Linked DNA regions of Mus musculus: region 1 is linked to region 2. Evidence: chromatin loops called from intact Hi-C (ENCODE). Cell type or tissue: left cerebral cortex. All regions are shown on one strand. Each heading gives the region's core, and the rest is flanking DNA. Links, peaks and the distances in the headings are about the cores only.

Evidence for each region. Peaks named below come from ENCODE experiments on the same cell type or tissue, not always from the same donor. Only the 100,000 strongest peaks of a DNase experiment are listed, where the experiment ranks them.
Region 1: a loop joins it to region 2, with 2.1 times the contacts of the local background. A loop is called at or near these places in 2 of 42 quality-filtered maps.

Annotation. Positions count from the first base shown.
Region 1 is chr4:15,145,189-15,153,801 of GRCm38, forward strand. Necab1 (N-terminal EF-hand calcium binding protein 1) reads right to left here and starts at 3,943. Exons shown (of 13, transcript NM_178617.4): 1 at 3,630-3,943. The coding sequence starts at 3,728. In left cerebral cortex, for the core only: CTCF peaks have their summits at 3,855 and 5,656; DNase peaks (open chromatin) are centred at 648, 1,177, 1,437, 1,848 and 5 more places; H3K4me3 peaks cover 3,226 bases; H3K27ac peaks cover 2,242 bases.
Region 2 is chr4:15,085,859-15,094,471 of GRCm38, forward strand. All of the region lies in intron 3 of Necab1 (N-terminal EF-hand calcium binding protein 1), which reads right to left. It overlaps Gm36801 (a long non-coding RNA gene), which reads left to right and starts at 7,194. Exons shown (of 3, transcript XR_390422.3): 1 at 7,194-7,650. In left cerebral cortex, for the core only: no CTCF peak of the experiment used is centred there; DNase peaks (open chromatin) are centred at 5,115, 7,175 and 8,321; H3K27ac peaks cover 366 bases.

The DNA of each region.
Region 1 (8,613 bases), core at 308-8,307, 59 kb after region 2:
CTCAGAACCAAGCACCTTTTAGAAGGAGAAGCTATTACTCATTTTGACTAAGTTCTGACCTTCCAGGCCAAGTGCTTTGCATGGGCTTCCATACATCGATAGAGAAAAAAGGATGTCAAATTGTAAAGTCATCACTTTCTTTTCTGACACTCTTGCTTTAACCCTCCCTTGTCAGCAAAATGGAGACGGTCCTGTTCCTTTTCCATTAAAAGTAATGAGAGGTAGGACGGGTGGTTTAGAGGTGGAACATCCACTTAGCATGCACAAGATCCTGGGTCAGATGTGCAGCAGTGAACACAAGAGGAGCCAAAGGAAATCTATTGGAAGAGGACAGTGTCACTGAATGAATAGAGATGCAACCCATTTCTTTTGGAATTTCTCTTACGTCAGGAGCAGAATTGATCTTCTCCCCCCCCCCCCCCCGACACACACACACTGTGAAGTAGCAGACTAGTTTAATCAGAAGAGAACCTGACTACTCCAAGGACTCATGCTTTAAATGTGACTTTCTTCTCCATCGTCTGAAATGAGGGAACCTGGGTAGTGAAAAGGGAATCCAATTGTCAGCCTTCTGATCATTTTGTGTTGCTGTGTGTACTGGAGGCCATTCTGGCCCTGTCCCATGCCTGGCAGGTGTGCCTTGTATAAATATGCCCAGCAGTAGTGTGCCAGCATGCACGGGTAGCCAGCACTCGGGAAAGGTCTTCTCCTCACCCTTAGTAGGTATTCATAATTAGTTATAATAAGCTGATATATAATTGTGGCTTTTCAGGAGAAGACAATATAGACTCTGCTTATGTGGTTCCTTTGTGAATTTAGCTACAGCTATTTTACTTATGAATTTGTGAATATGGACATGGACATACCATAGAGATTCAAATGTACATTTCATGTGTCTTTTTTTTTCTTTGATATTTAGACTGTCACCCCATAATGAAAACATGGCACCTGCCGAATATAAATAAGAGAATGAAATGAAAGACAATGATTCTACAGAATCTGATTTTCATGTTAAGTCAACCATTTACCTCTAGTTTCTAGGCAGCTTGCTGGACCTAGTCATGTCCCCAACAGCATCCACAAATGGGGTTTATGTAGATTCCCTAAGAAGTCTAAAGACTTACTGTCTCAGTGACACATCGGTATAAATGAGACTATTCTTATTCCTATTGGGAGAGTCAGTTCTTCCCCCAAATTGGAAATTAGCCTGTGAGGAGCAGGAGTCCCCAGTGGTCTCTTATCATTTCAGATCTAGAAGAGGAAGAATATACCACCCGTTCCTTGTGTTGATCTGAGTAGATTTCAAAAAGCAATCATTCTTAGCAGTGCTACTAGAATATACTAAATCTAATCAAATCAAATGATGTATTTATGTTTCACATTGTGTTGTTGCTAAAACCGACAGGATCCAGAAATGAATAATTCAGAGGTCTCTAAATAACCAACCCTTTTTTCATGTCACACAATTCACCAGAGTGTTACATTTTTTCACAAAATAACTCAGGAATGTGTAAACAACATATTTTCTATCCAAGAAAAAAGAACCCAACTGCAGTTAATCTTTTTTTAAAGCTATGTTTCAAAGAAAAACAGGCATGTTAACGCCTCTCTTGTGGAATCAGGTTTTTTGGTTTTTGTTTTTCTGGGTTTTTTTGTTTTTGTATTTTCCAATTCTGGAACTAGACTTAAGAAGGTAAGGGAGCCAGCCCTGTTTATAGATGAAAGCTCCATCAGGACAGGGAACTTACATTAAAAGAACTTGGGAACAACTGCACCTACATAATAAGATGAGATTTAAAATTTTGCTTTTAATAACCTGCTGTTGAACACGTGAGCTTAGAATGGTAAGTCTGTCGGGTGGCTTTCTTTGCTCTTTCATAGTCTCTATACATTCCTCAGCAGAGAATCTCCAGGATTTGTTAGAGGCAATAAGATAAAAGCACGGGTAGTGCTCAGTGTCCTCAGAGGGCAGAGCACAGATTAGGCACAAAAGGACAGAGGTCCCACTTGACCTCAGGACTAACTTCTTGGCAGATTGGTTTTCTTCCTCATAATAGTCTGGATGAGCAAGGTCCTGATTCCCTCCTGATCCTGGGGATTGCACACTCATGTGTGCAGCCCTGTCTTTACAATGACCCAACCTAGTTCCTGGAGGCAGGGCATGAAGAAATAATTAGAGCATAGACTGAACCATTGCAGAGATTTAAAAGAAAAAAAAAAAACCTACAACAATGTGTTGCAGTAAAAAGTGGAAATCATGTTTTCATGGGGAGAAAATGGTTGGCCCCCAAAGCCTGAATCCTGTGTTGGCACTGCATGGTGATGTGGGGAGAAGGCTGCCTGGAGGTGGGGTTGAAGCTTCGATTAAGTCTTACACAAGTTTTAATTATTGATATAAATTTCTCAGCCAATTTTTTAAAAAGTCTAGATAATTCCTTCACGACAAATCAAAGACTCCTTGCCCCTCCCCCATTATCTTCAAAATCCCTGACTGGCCATTATGATAGTTGATGTCCTCACATTTTCATTTTTCATACTCAAGTGTATTTAGCCTCTGGCCCACCTCCTTCATGCTTGGACTTTAATAAGGAGTGATGGCTTAGAGAAGGGGAGGGGCAGGGACAAACGAGGCTCCTTTGCATGCTTTGCCCATTTTCCATCATGCTAAAAAAGGAGCGGCTAGAACTGTCCCCACTGAGCAAGCCAGACACTACCTGGGGGAACAGAGTGAATTTTACATGTGAACAGCAGCTAGAAGAGCCAGAACCCAGAAGGCAAGCAACCCAGGAACAGGAAAGCCAGGAAACAAAACAAGGCAGCCGGGTGAGAAACAAACATTAGGGACAAAGCGAAGCGGAATCTAGGAGCAAATTAAATCTAAAACTGAGAGAGAAAGAGGGGGGGGGGGAGAGAGATTACAGCATAAGGAGACAAAATAGCACGGAAAGAATGGTCAGGCTAGAGATGCGAAGCAAGGAAGTCAATTCCCAAGCAAGGAATGGGACCATAGGGAAAACCATCAAAAGCTAGAAGAGAAGGTTAATGATAGTAATTACAACTTAGGCAGGGCAGGTGGTGGTGGTGGGGAGAATAATAGGGAAGGCAGCGGGCACCAAAAGAGAAAAAAAAATCATTATGATAAAAGAGACCTTGGCTTCTGTTGTAAAATAAGAAAACGAATACGTTCAAAGAAATTGTTTTTGAAGGTAGCTGGGAGTAGCTGGAGGGGCATCACAATGTCTAAGGCTTCCGTCAGCGCTCCCAGCACAAGGGAGAGAGAGTGCCTGCCAGTAAATTGGGCAGCAGGGATGAGACCGGAATCAAGTCCTACACTGCTCAATGGGAGACTCTCCATTCCGGGCAGAAGCCCTAGGTTCTGGGAAGTCGAACTTTGGGGGCTCCTTAAAGCTTATAATCAAAGCTGCAGGTCTGGGACAGCTCTTTACAAGTTGGGTGGCAGTCCTTTCTCTTGCATTTATTTGCCTAGGGTCCTCTGGGGAACAGCAGATAGGAGATAGTTTGAGTGGAGGTCTGATAGCAATGCCAGCAGCCAACCGCTGCTCCTGACCCCTCCCCTCTCACAGAGGTGATGCCTAATGCGCCCACCTAACTACTTCAGCTATACTTACGTCGAGGAAGATGGACATGCCCTTGGACAGTTGCAGGGTAGAGCTGAGCTCTTCCGAGGAGTTGTTGGAGGAAGGCGAAGTCTCCCGGGAATCCTCCATCCTCAGCGGTCCTGGCGCTGGCGGGCAGACTGGGCGGGATGCAAAGGCTCTGACCTGGTGCTGTCTCAGCTGCTGCCTCCCCGCGCCGCGCCACCAGGGTCGGATGCAAGTGGGTGTTCGCTCTGAGCGCGCGCCTCCCTCTGCTCTGCGCGGACTCTCCTCCCTCTCCCGCCTCTAGGCTTCAGCACGCTAGCTCTCGCCGCCCCCTTCCCGTGGCTGACTGCACCTCACTGGGGATCCGACTTAGCAACACTGTAACTCCCCTTGCCAGTGAGCATTCCCTGGCCTTGACAAGCCCTTAGTCACTTGCCAGAGGTAACCTTCTGGACCCTGCCCACCACACCGCACTTTACATGACAGAGCAGATCAAGCTTTGTCCTGAGCATCAGAGGGGGGTGGGGTGGGGGGGTGGGGGGGTCAGAAGCACTGAGGGAAAACCATGAGTGGGAAGAAGGAATCGAGTTTTGCCTACTCCATCCTTGATGGAAACAGAACTCTGTGCCCCCCTCACTCCTCCCCACGCCCAACCTGGTTTCTGGATTCTGTCCTGGAAGGGATAGCTAGTTCAGTTTTGGATTAAGGCACTGGGTCTGGCCATCTGCCTTAGTTGCTTTTTTATCTTGTGGTGTAGCAAATTGCTAAATCTTTAAAGCTTAGTGTTTACGAATCGGCAAAACGATCACCAGGGTGGTGCTTAGCTTATAGTTCCACTGCTTGCACACTTGGCACTATCAGGTGTAGGGAGGGAGAGGCAAGCCCGGCACAACACAGACAAAATGTAGGGAGATAACTTGCCTTGCGCCAGTCGTCCTGGCCATGAGCCTTCTTCCAACACCATGGATTCTGGCGTTTCCAACCTCCCTACCTCCCGGCTGCTCTGAATCTACTGTTTACAGAGAGTGAGTTTGCAACTCTGGCTGAACGTTGGACTGTGTGTCACTTAGAGTGTGTGTCAACTTCAAAATGTCCTAACAGATGAATGAATTGTCATTCTTCCTGCAGGCTTTCTTCGTGCCTAGACCTAGAAGATCGTACTTTCTGAGCTGGGGTGCATCAAAGGCTTTTAAGAGCTGCACCCTTCCAATGGTACATTTATTCGTACTCGGAGTTAGGAACTCACTCCCACAAAAGCAAAACAAACAAACAAACAAACAAACAAACAAACAAATTAAGGCCTGAGTTTCACTTCTGGATTCATGTTCAGTTAGCATGTGGTTGTCCCTAGCGTATTTTTCCTCTCTCAAAGCGTCTCAGGCAATCTTTATGAGCCCAGAATTAATAAGCACTTAAAGAAGAAGAGCTACAGAAATTAAGCAAAGGTCAGTGACTTCAGACCTGTAAAGTCCAGGGATAAAACGCAGAGCTTCATTAAGTCTAGAGTCACAAACATGATTAGAGAAGATATTGATTGGAGCTGTGCTTTGAGGACTATTAGTCTTGCATCTTTGTGTATTTATACCTTATTAACTTCGAGTTATCTTATCTGAACAACTAGAATAGATTCTTTCCTCTGACAATTGCTTAGCAAAAAGAAATGAAAAATCATGAAAAAATTCCAGTCAACCCATCAAAGAAATACTGATCATTCAAATCACACAGAAACAAGAGAGATGCTGACAATGAATGTTATCGAGTTTACAAAAGCACCATATTTGTTCCTACTATTGACTGAGGAATATATCTGTGTCAATAAACATAGCCTAAGTCTGGACTCTCTAACTTGTGTGGGTCTCTCTGCCCTCAAATTCAGCCTTGTGAAATATGCTTGTGCTCATCCCATGGAAACAAGCCTAGGTGAAAAAGCAGATTTTCTTAGATTATAAATGAAAAACAGGAAAATAACCTGTCACTAATGTTCAAAACTAGAGAACTAGCTGCAACAGTGCAGTAAAGTGACCCCTGCTCCCTTTGCTGACAATGCATGCCAGCTTGTGTTTCTTCTAAGGAGCTATCAAGAAGGAATGTAGGAAGGCTGGTGGTTAAGCCTAGTGGTTAAGAGTACTTACTGCTCTTGAGAAGACCTGGGTTCAGTTGACTCACAGATGTCTATATCTTCAGTTACCCACATGATGCAATGCATACATCTAGGCAAACACTCATACACATAAAATAAAAATAAATACAAAGAATAAGAAAAGTACGGCGAGTGTGATTGCAAAGCCAGAAAAAGTACTGTCCGTGAAATCCTGGCTGAGTTCAACACCATAGCTCATAAAGATGGGAAGAAAGAATGGACTTCACGGGTCTCCTCTACAGGGACTTCATGACAGCTGTGCCCACACATAAACACAACATAACACACAGATATGTACACACATCATACACACATATACACACACACATACCACATTCATACACATACATGTACCACATATACACACATATGCACACACACATCATAAACACCACACACATACACATCATACACACCACACACACACACACACACACACATCATACATCCACATATACCACATTCATACACATAAAGACATATGCACACACACACACATCATACACACCACACACACACACACAGACATGCACACACATATATGCACAGTACATCATAAAATACACACGCACACACACGCAGACATGCACACACATATATGCACAGTACATTATAAAACACACACACATAATTTTAAAAGAAGAAATGTAAATCATTAAACAACTTGCTCGTTATCATTTCTTTTTTGTTTTGTTTTTGAGACAGGGTTTCTCTGTATAGCCCTGGCTGTCCTGGAACTCACTCTGTAGACCAGGCTGGCCTGGAACTCAGAAATCTGCCTCCCAAGTGCTGGGATTAAAGGCGTGCGCCACCACTGCCCAGCTGTTATCATTTCTTTTAATGATTTCCACAAGAATTGTATTCTGCTACAGCTGACTTACCTCTATGATGAAGATAATGGTTAGGGAAGGCTCCACCAGAACTGGGTAACAATTAGATTCTCATTCACAGCCAAATTCAATCGGTTTTACAAAGTCGTAACCGAACATATTTTTGGTTTTCTTTTTATCTAGAGAGAGAGCCTTTTGAAAACTGTTTTCACACATCGTTTTGCTGAAACACAGATGCTGTACTGCTGTGCATAGTATCAGTTGCAAACAGCAGACAGCTGACTGGAGGGAGGAAATGTATCTTCTTTCCAACTTACTTGTACTGAAGGCCTGGGCAGAAAGGAAGCAAAGGAGAAAGGAATGTAATTGAAGATTATAGCTCCCAGACTTGCTATAAGACTGACATGAAGATATTTGGAGCATTTCAGCAAATGATGGCTATGTGGGAATGTATTGAATTTCAATCCATCTGTCTCATGAAGGAACTATTATCTAAACCATTTCAGACTGTCAGGGATCTATTTTATTTATACTTCAAGTCTAGGGAGCACTATCCTTGAGAGCAATGACTCAGGATCCTTCCAGTCTGGTTAATGGACATCCTGTTGCTTTGGCAACCTTAGATCCAAACCCATTATTTATCTGGAGACCTGAGCAGAGGGTATATGTTCTGAAGACAGGCAGGAGTCAAATTTTCTGTACATTAGAAGATGATTACACTTACAGAATCCAGAGCAGACGTTGAAATGTAGGCTTAGCTGAAAGGATGCTTAAATCCAAATACAATATAGGAAAGGACACTTGTTAACTACAGCAGGCACACAGAGGTGAGTGTGAGGTGGCCTGTAGCTGCAATGCTGGAAAAGCCCTGCAGGTAATGAAATCAATTTAGAGAAGGGATTTTGTGAATAAGATTTTCCCCTATTTCTTTCCTGGCAATTCGATTACTGCTATTTAGAAAAACTTAACTGATTTTACTGTGTGAATTTTGTGTCCTGCTACTTAAGTTAAAGAATTTGTAAGATATAATAGTTTTATGGTAAAAGAATCAGGATCTGATGAGTATAGGATCATGTCATCTACAAAGAGGGATAATTTGATGTCTTCCTTTCCTGTTTGTATCCTTATTCTTTCTTCCTCTTGCTTTATTGCACTAGCTAAGACTTCAAGCACTGTATTGAGTAGAAGTAGATAGAATGGACATTCTTGTCTTGTTCCTAATTAGTGAAAAATGTTTTCAGGCTTCTAAACAACTAGAATAATATTGTCTATAACTTGTCATACACAGCCTTCTTCTGCTCAAACTTGCTCCTGGTTTCTTTAGAGGCTTTATCATGAATGGTTGCTAAACTCCGGCAAAGATCATTTCTGCATCTATTCAGATAGCCATGCCGTGTCTGACCCTGAGCATATGCACATGCTATATATAGACTTGGACATGTTGAATCATCCTGTTTACAGCAATTTAACTGAGACATTTTACACGTATATTGAGCAGGGAAATTAGTACACACTTCTTTCCTTATTGTTGATATCAGGGTCATTCTGTCTTCATAGAATACCTTTGACAGTGCCACTTCCCTTTTGCTCTGTGCAATAGTTTGAGGAACGTTGTTGTTAGCATTGTTGTGGGATTCAGGAGTGGCTCCAGCTGGTCCTCTTTTTGCTTTATTGGAAGATTGGGTTGATTTGTTTAGTTTTGTTTTTATTTTTTCTTTCTATTACTTTAACCTTGATGCTTTTAAAGATGATTTGTCTCCTCTTATTTTAGTCTTAGTGGGTCATATGTACTTAGAAATTTACTCAATTAAAAATGTTTCAGTATTTTTGGAAATATTTGTTTTTAAAGTATTCCCTAATGATACTTTGTATTTCAATTGAATTTTCTGTTACATATATACCTCTTAGCTTCCAATTTATTAGTTTGAGTCTTCTACCATTTGGGGGCTGATACAGCTAGGGGATTGTCACTCTTATTTCATAAAAGCTTAACAAAATAAATATCTGGTAACAGATCTAACCTCCAAAAAAACCTTAAAAC
Region 2 (8,613 bases), core at 429-8,428:
AAAGGATCACAGAGAAAGCTGGACTTTGAGGAGTCCTGAATCAACTGGGATTATAGGAAGAACAGGCTCTAATCAGATATAGGAGGCAAGCACTTGAGATAATCAGATGGCAGGAGGCAAGCGTAAGAATAGAAGCAACAGAAACCAAGTTTACTTGGCATCATCAGAACCAAACTCTCCCACTGTAGCAAGTCCTGGATATACCATCATACCAGAAAAGCAAGATATAGATCTAAAGTCACTTCTCGTGATGATGATGGAGGACTTTAAGAAGGAAATACAGGAAAACACAGGTATACAGCTAGAAGCCTTTAAAGAGGAAACACAAAAATCCCTTAGAGAGTTATAGGAAAATACTACCAAACAGGTGATAGAATTGAACAAAAATATCCAGGAACTAAAAATAGATGTAGAAACAATAAAGAAAACCTAAAGGGAGACAACTCTGGAGATAGAAACCCTAGGAAAGAAATCAGGAAACATAGATGCGAGCATCAGGAACAGAATACAAGAGGTGGAAAAGAGAATCTCAGGTGCAGAAGATTCCATAGGGAACATGGACACAACAATCAAAGAAAATGAAAAATACAAAAAGATCCTAACTCAAAACATCCAGGAAATCCAGAACACAATGAGAAGACCAAACCTACAGATAATAGGAGAATATGAGAATGAAGATTTTCAACTTAAAGGGCCAGCAAATATCTTCAACAAAATTATAGAAGAAAACTTCCCAAACCTAAAGAAAGAGATGCCAATGAACATACAAGAAGCCTACAGAACTCCAAATAGACTGGACCAGAAAAGAAATTCCTCCTGACACATAATAATCAGAACAACAAATGCACTAAATAAAGACAGAATATTAAAAGCAGTAAGGGAAAAAGTCAAGTAACATATAAAGGGAGACCTTTAAGAATTACTCCAGACTTCTCACCAGAGGCTATGAAAGCCAGAAGATCCTTGACAGATATCATACAGACACTAAGAGAACACAAATGCCAGCCTAGGCTACTATACCCAGCAAGACTCTCAATTACCCTAGATGGAGAAACCAAAGTATTCCATGACTAAACCGAATTCACACAATATATTTCCACAAATCCAGCCCTTCAAAGATAATAATGGGAAAACGCCAATACAAGGACAGAAACTACGCCCTAGAAAAAGCAAGAAAGTAATCCTTCAACAAGCCTAAAAGAAGACAGCCACAAGAACAGAATCTCAACTCTAACAACAAAAATAACACGAAGCAACAATTACTTTTCCTTAATATCTCTGAATATCAATGGACTTAATTCCCCAATAAAAAGACATAGACTAACAGACTGGCTACACAAACAGGACCCAACATTTTGCTGCTTACAGGAAACACATCTCAGAGAAAAAGACAGACACTTCCTCAGAGTGAAAGGCTGGAAAACAATTTTCCAAAAAATGGTCTGAAGAAACAAGCTGGAGTAGCCATTCTAATATCTAATAAAATCGACTTTCAACCCAAAGTTATCAAAAAAGACAAGAGGGTCACTTCATACTTATCAAAGGTAAAATCTTCCAAGATGAACTCTCAATTCTGAATATCTATGCTCCAAATAGAAGGGCAGCCACATTCATTAAACTTTATTAAAGCTCAAAGCACACACTTCACCTCACACAATAATAGTGGGAGACTTCAACACCCCACTTTCATCAATGGACAGATCATGGAAACAGAAATTAAACAGAGACACAGTGAAACTAACAGAAGTTATGAAACAAATGGATTTAACAGATATCTACAAAACATTTTATCCTAAAACAAAAGGATATACCTTCTCCTCAGCACCTCATGGTACCTTCTCCAAAATTGACCATATAATGGGTCACAAAACAGGCCTCAACAGATACAAAAATATTGAAATTTGTCCCATGCATCCTATCAGATCACTATGGACTAAGGCTGATCTTCAATAACAACATAAATAATACAAAGCCAACATTCACTTGGAAACTGAACACCACTTTCCTCAATGATACCTTGGTCAAGGAAGGAACACAGAAAGAAATTGAAGACTTTTTAGAGTTTAATGTAAATGAAGCCACAACATACCCAAACTTATGGGACACAATGAAAGCATTGCTGAGAGGAAAACTCTTAGCTCTGAGTGCTTCCAAAAAGAAACTAGAGAGAGCATACACTAGCAGCTTGACAGCACACCTAAAAGCTCTAGAACAAAAGGAAGAAAATTCACCCAAGAGGAGTAGACTGCAGGAAATAATAAAACTCAGGGGGGAAATAAACCAAGTGGAAACAAAAAGAACTATTCAAAGAATCAACCAAACTAGGAGCTGGTTCTTTGAGAAAATCAACAAGCTAGATCAACACTTAGCCAGACTCACTGGAATAACAAAAAAACCTAGGATAGTAAAAATTCTTCTCAATGGTAAAAGAATCTCTGGTGGAATCACCATGCCAGACCTAAAGCTGTACTACAGAACAATTGTTATGAAAACTGCATAGTACTGGTATAGCGACAGACAAGTAGACCAATGGAATAGAATTAAAGACCCAGAAATGAACCCACACACCTATGGTCACTTATCTTTGACAAGGGATATAAAACCATCCAGTGGAAAAAAAAAGACAGCATTTTCAATAAATGGTGCTGGCACAACTGGCTGTTATCATGTAGAATAATGTGAATTGATCCATTCCTATCTCCTTGTACTAAGGTCAAGTCTAAGTGGATCAAGGAACTCCACATAAAACCAGAGACACTGAAACTTATAGAGGAGAAAGTGGGGTAAAGCCTCAAAGATATGGGCACAGGGGAAAAATTCCTGAATAGAACTGCAATGGCTTGTGCTGTAAGATTGAGAATTGACAAATGGGACCTCATAAAATTGCAAAGCTTCTGTAAGGCAAAAGACACTGTCAATAAGACAAATGGTCACCACAGATTGGGCAAGGATCTTTACCAATCCTAAATCAGATAGGGGACTAATATTCAATATGTATAAAGAACTCAAGAAAATGGACTCCAGAAAACCAAATAACCCCATTAAAAATGGGGCAGAGAGCCAAACAAAGAATTCTCAACTGAGGAATATCGAATGGCTGAGAAGCATCTGAAAAATGTTCAACATCCTTAATCCTCAGGGAAATGCAAATCAAAATAACCCTGAGATTCTATCTCACACCAGTCAGAATGGCTAAGATCAGAAATTCAGGTGACAGCAGATGCTGGTGAGGATGTGGAGAAAGAGGAACACTCCTCCATTGATGGTGGGATTGCATGCTTTGCAACCACTTTGGAAATCAGCCTGGCGGTTCCTCAGAAAATTGGACATAGTACTACAAGAGGATCCTGCAATAACTCTCCTGGGCATATATCCAGAAGATGTTCCAACTGGTAATAAGAACACATGCTCCACTACGTTCATAGCAGCCTTATTTATAATAACCAGAAGCTGGAAAGAACCCAGATGTCCCTCAACAGAGGAATGGATACAGAAAATGTGGTACATTTACTCAATGGAGTACCACTCAGCAATTAAAAAGAATGAATTTATGAAATTCCTAGGAAAATGGATGGATCTGGAGGGTATCATCCTGAGTGAGGTAACCCAATCACAAAAGAACTCACATTATATGCACTCACTGATAAGTGGATATTAGCCCAGAAATTTAGAATACCCAAGATACAATTTACAAAACACATGAAACTCAAGAAGAATGAAGACCAAAGTGTGGACACTTTGCCTCTTCTTAGAATTGGGAACAAAACACCCATGGAAGGAGTTACAGAGATGAAGTTTGCAGCTGAGACAAAAGCATCGATCATCCAGAGACTGCCCCACTCGGGGTCCATCCCATAATCAGCCACAAAATGCAGACAATTTGGCATACACCAGCAAGATTTTGCTGACATGACCCTGATATAGCTGTGGCTTGAGAGGCTATGCCAGTGCCTGGCAAACAGAGAAGTGGATGCTTACAGTCAGCTATAGGATGGAACACAGTGCCTCAATGGAGGAGCTAGAGAAAGTACCTAAGGAGCTAAAGGGGTCTGCAACCCTATAGGTGGAACAACAATATGAACTAACCAGTACCCCCCAGAGCTCGTGTCTCTAGCTGCATATGTAGCAGAAGATGGCCTAGTGGGCCATCATTCGGAAGACCCTTGGTATTTCAAACTTTATATGCCCCAGTACAGGGGAAACACCAGGGCCAAGAAGTGGGAGTGAGTGGATGGGGAGCAGGGGGTGGGGAGGGTATAAGGGACTTTTGGGATAGCATTTAAAATGTAAATGTAGTAAATACCTAATAAAAAATTGGCAAGAAAAAGTAATTCTGGAGTTTTAAAGATAAAAATATATGTATTTTGAAATATATTATAGCCATGCTAATTTAGAAAAATAATTCAAACAATACTATAACTTCAAATTCTTGGTATGTTGTCTTCTCAGTTTGGCATACAGTCAACACTCAATAAGAACTAGAGAAAAATGAATAAAAACATTAAAAGTCTAAGCAATAAAACAAAGCCAAACCCACTACTTGGTCCTCCCTAAGTGGTACAGTTTTATTTCTGAATCACTGAAAACTAAATTTCATTTGCTGATAATTTTGCTAACAGAGTAAATTTCAAAATCCCTCTTGCAGCAGTTTTGGCGTTGGTAGAACTACTGAATTTTAACAAAGGAGATCAAGTTAAGTTCACAGATTAATCCTATTATGACATAATTACTGCACTTTCCATTTTGGTTGACAATGCCCTGTCTCTTATTTTTTGTCTCCTCCTGAAGGATCAAGTTTTGTCTCCTGAAGGACAGTCACTGAGAAACAGTTGTTCCTGCCATGTCAATATTAATAGCAGCTGTGTTGGAACAGCGGGCCAGGGAAGACACTGCATGCCAGTGGGAAAAATACAAACAGCTACTCTGGAAAAACATTAGCCAGAAAGACCTCTGTCAAAATGCAAGTTGACAACACTGGGGGAGTCATTCCAGTACTGAAAGGTGGGCTTATGTAACTCACTTGAAAATCACACTCCATCTCTGCCGCTCTGTGGTGCGTTAAAGCTGGCATGAAGGCAATTAGGTACCATTCTGTGGTAATTAAGGCTATGCCATTTTTATTCACTTAGCTCGGCCTGCTCTCTGCTTCACAGAATTTAGGATATACCAGGTGGCATTCCATTCTGGAAAGCCCTGTGGTATCACAGCAACTCAAAGGAAGATGCAAGTGTTGCTCGGCTTGCTTTCAAAAACCACTTGAAGGAAAACCCACTTCAAAAATTAAGAAAACGGATGATACTCAATAACAAAACAAAATATCCAGCTGTTCAGAGAAATACCCGTTGCTCATTTACGAAACTTTTCACCAGTCTATAGACCATAGATTTATAGACAAAGAAATAGATAAATTTCAGGAAAAATGTCTTTATGTTTGTAACCGTAATTAATAAAAAGACAGGGCATGAATTTGAAAGAGCTAGGAGGGAAATATTGAAAGGCTGGGCGGGAGTAAGCACAAGAGGGAAATGATGTAATTATTTTACACTTGAATAAGTTAAAGAAATATTTTTTAAATCAAGTTCTATTAATAGAGCTATTGTGTTTACTAGGTGACCAGTGTTTTCTTGGCAACTGTAATGGTTAGCTTCAATTGCCAACTAGAAGCAATCTAGACTTACTGTGAAGAGTCTCAATGTGTGACTGTCAAATCAGATTGACCCATGGGCTTGTCTGTTGGGGATGCTCTTGACCACACTAATTGAAGTGGGAAGACCCCCTTGGGTGGCATCATTTGCTGGGTAGAGAATCCTAATTGTATAATGCATGCATGTACTAATCCACCACTCTGCTCTTGACAGTAGATATACTGTGGGCAGTTCTCCCATGTTCCTGCTCCTGTGCCTTCCTTTCTCCAATGGACTAAAACCTGCAATTGTGAGCTAAAATAAACCCTTTCTATTCCGAAGTTACTGTTCAGGGCACTTTATTACAGAAACAGGAATGAAAACTGTCAGATACTCCTTTCAAGTTATATGGTTTTGATCGAGATATATGGTGCTAAACATTAATCTTTTCAATTAATAGAATGTGTAGTCTAAGTGTACAAAACAATGTACCCTGTGAAAAATGAAGCAACACTTTTAAGAAGACACACACACACACACACACACACACACACACACACACACACTACTATATATAGGAAGTAGCCTAAGAGTATGAACCGGAGCTATTGAGGTAGGTCAGTGGGTAAAGGAATTTAAAATTGAGGCTGATTGATTATCAGAGTTCAATCTCTTGGACCTTCATGGGTGAAAGAAGAGAAAGTTGCATCTGACATCTATCTACATACCTATCTATCTATCTATCTATCTATCTATCTATCTATCTATCTAAGCACATGTTAACAATCTTTATTCAAAAATATGAACTGTCTTAGGGTTTTACTGTGAAGGTTGAACAGATATTTGCTTAAGTGAAATGAGGAAAATTTCAGAGTTCAGTGTGGACATTGTCCCTGTGGTTTGGTCATCTCCCTATGCCTCAGCATAGTGTTGAAGCATGTAATAGCCAGGTTTTTTTAAATGGTATACAGCTGGGCTTATGAAAATTCATTAAAAACATTTTCATGCTACACACTAAGCAATATTGAAAATCTTCTGTTTGTGATCTTGTTAATCAGGGCTGTTTTGAAACTTAAAGAAAAAAAAAACCAGAAGGAGAAGGTGTGAAAAGAGATCCCTCTTTGCTAAGGAAGGTGTTTGCCCACAACCTTCTTTGATATCAAGGGGACAGGATGAGTAAGCACATTCATCAACGAAGGGCACTGAATAGCAGGGCAAACTTCCCAGGTGTCTGCTGTTGCCTCTTCCCTGCAGCCAAGGCTCTTTTCAAGCACCTACAATCACTACTCAAGGCACTTCTGCTACCTGTATCAACTTTAGTAAAACTCACACAACATACAACTCATAAAAAAAAAAAGTAATTTCCTAAGATCTATCAAAAATCCTTTGGCAACCTAACTGTTTGGTGTTATGGAAATTCCCTGTGTCAGAAAGCCTCCAGGTATGCTTAAAAAGTACAACAGTTCTGGGAGAAGAGAAAGCCGGGGACTTACTTGAGGAGCAAAGAGCTCTGGAGACAAGCTGTTCCAGCCCCCATAAAACAAACAGGGAACAGCCACCAATCAGCCCTCCCACACTGTCGCTTGAGAGCTGCTGAGAGCTTTCTTCTGTTTTCCAAGATGTTAAAGTGTAGCTAAACCAATCTGCCCTTCTCTCCTATACTGTCTCTTAGGGACGAGAAGCAAGGAAATGTTCAAAAAGAAACATCTTGTTTACTTGTTACACATATAGATTTCATGTTAGATACTACTTTAAGCCCCAGCGGTTGCCCTCTAAAATCGGAGGTAAACAGACATTTTAAAGAGTTCTGTATCCACTTGTATCCCCTGTCTAACTCTAGGGAGCTAGGGACTGTGAAGTCCTCCAGCTTCTTGTTCAGGCCAGCTGACCACCACCAAGATTCAGAATGGCTGTTCTCAATTCTCAGATCTGGGCCCTCCACATTTCTACGGAGAAAGAAAGGAACTTTCTGTCAAGCCTGAAAGTCAGCCTGCTAAGCTGCTTTCGCTCCTTGGTGTCCTTGAAGGTAAGTCTCAAGTTATTGTCATTATTGCTTACCTAGACAGTATAGGCAGAGAGGCGGAGTCTCAAACAGAAATGCCAGCTCTGGACTCCCCTTTAGGAACAGTTTAATTGTTCTGCAATATTATTCTAACCCATAACTACCTTTCTATTATGCAAATCTATGTTCTAAGAGAAAGCCCATTTTGCAAGGTATTGTTGCATCCAGAAGACAGGATGGATAGAATTTCTATCAACTGCCTCTCATTTGTAAAGCTCTTTACATATGAAGAGATTAATCTACCTAAGATAGGTCATTGGTCATTTTTCTATAGCTTATCACATTATTGCCCTTTACCTCTTGAAACGTTAGATTTCTGTTGATTGGGCATAGCTGTGAGCTTCCAAATATCACCCATATTTGTAAGAGGGGAGTTACTGTTCAGAGAACTAAGCCATTGACTTGACTTCACAAGTGCCATATTTTCTGGAGGGTTGTGAACCCAGGAGGCAGCACTAAGCAAGTATACATGTGCTGTTGGTTCTGTATTCACAAGTACTACTGACACTAGTTAAACAAACCTCATCTATTTATGTAGCACCTTCCTTGGCTGGTAGACTAAACTGCTTAACATTTGTTCCGAAGCTTTCACAATTCTCCTTCCAGAACATATTATTAGTTCCACTTAATATTCAAAGAGAGTAAAGCCTTGGAAAGTTTTCTTGGCCAGAAACAGAATGAAGACTGCTGCTCTGCCAGATTACAAGGCAGTGTACAAAAGCAGATTTGATGAGCAGTTGTGGAGGGTCTGGTGTACTTTAGGATGGGTCTCAATGTCACAGTTTCCTCCTGTGCAAAATGGCTCCATCAGGATCGTGCTTTTGAGATTTTTTTTTTTTTTTAAATACAGCTTCTCACTGTGTATCTCTGGCTGGCCTAAAACTTCATACATAGATCAGGATGGCCTTGAACTCACAGAGATCTTTT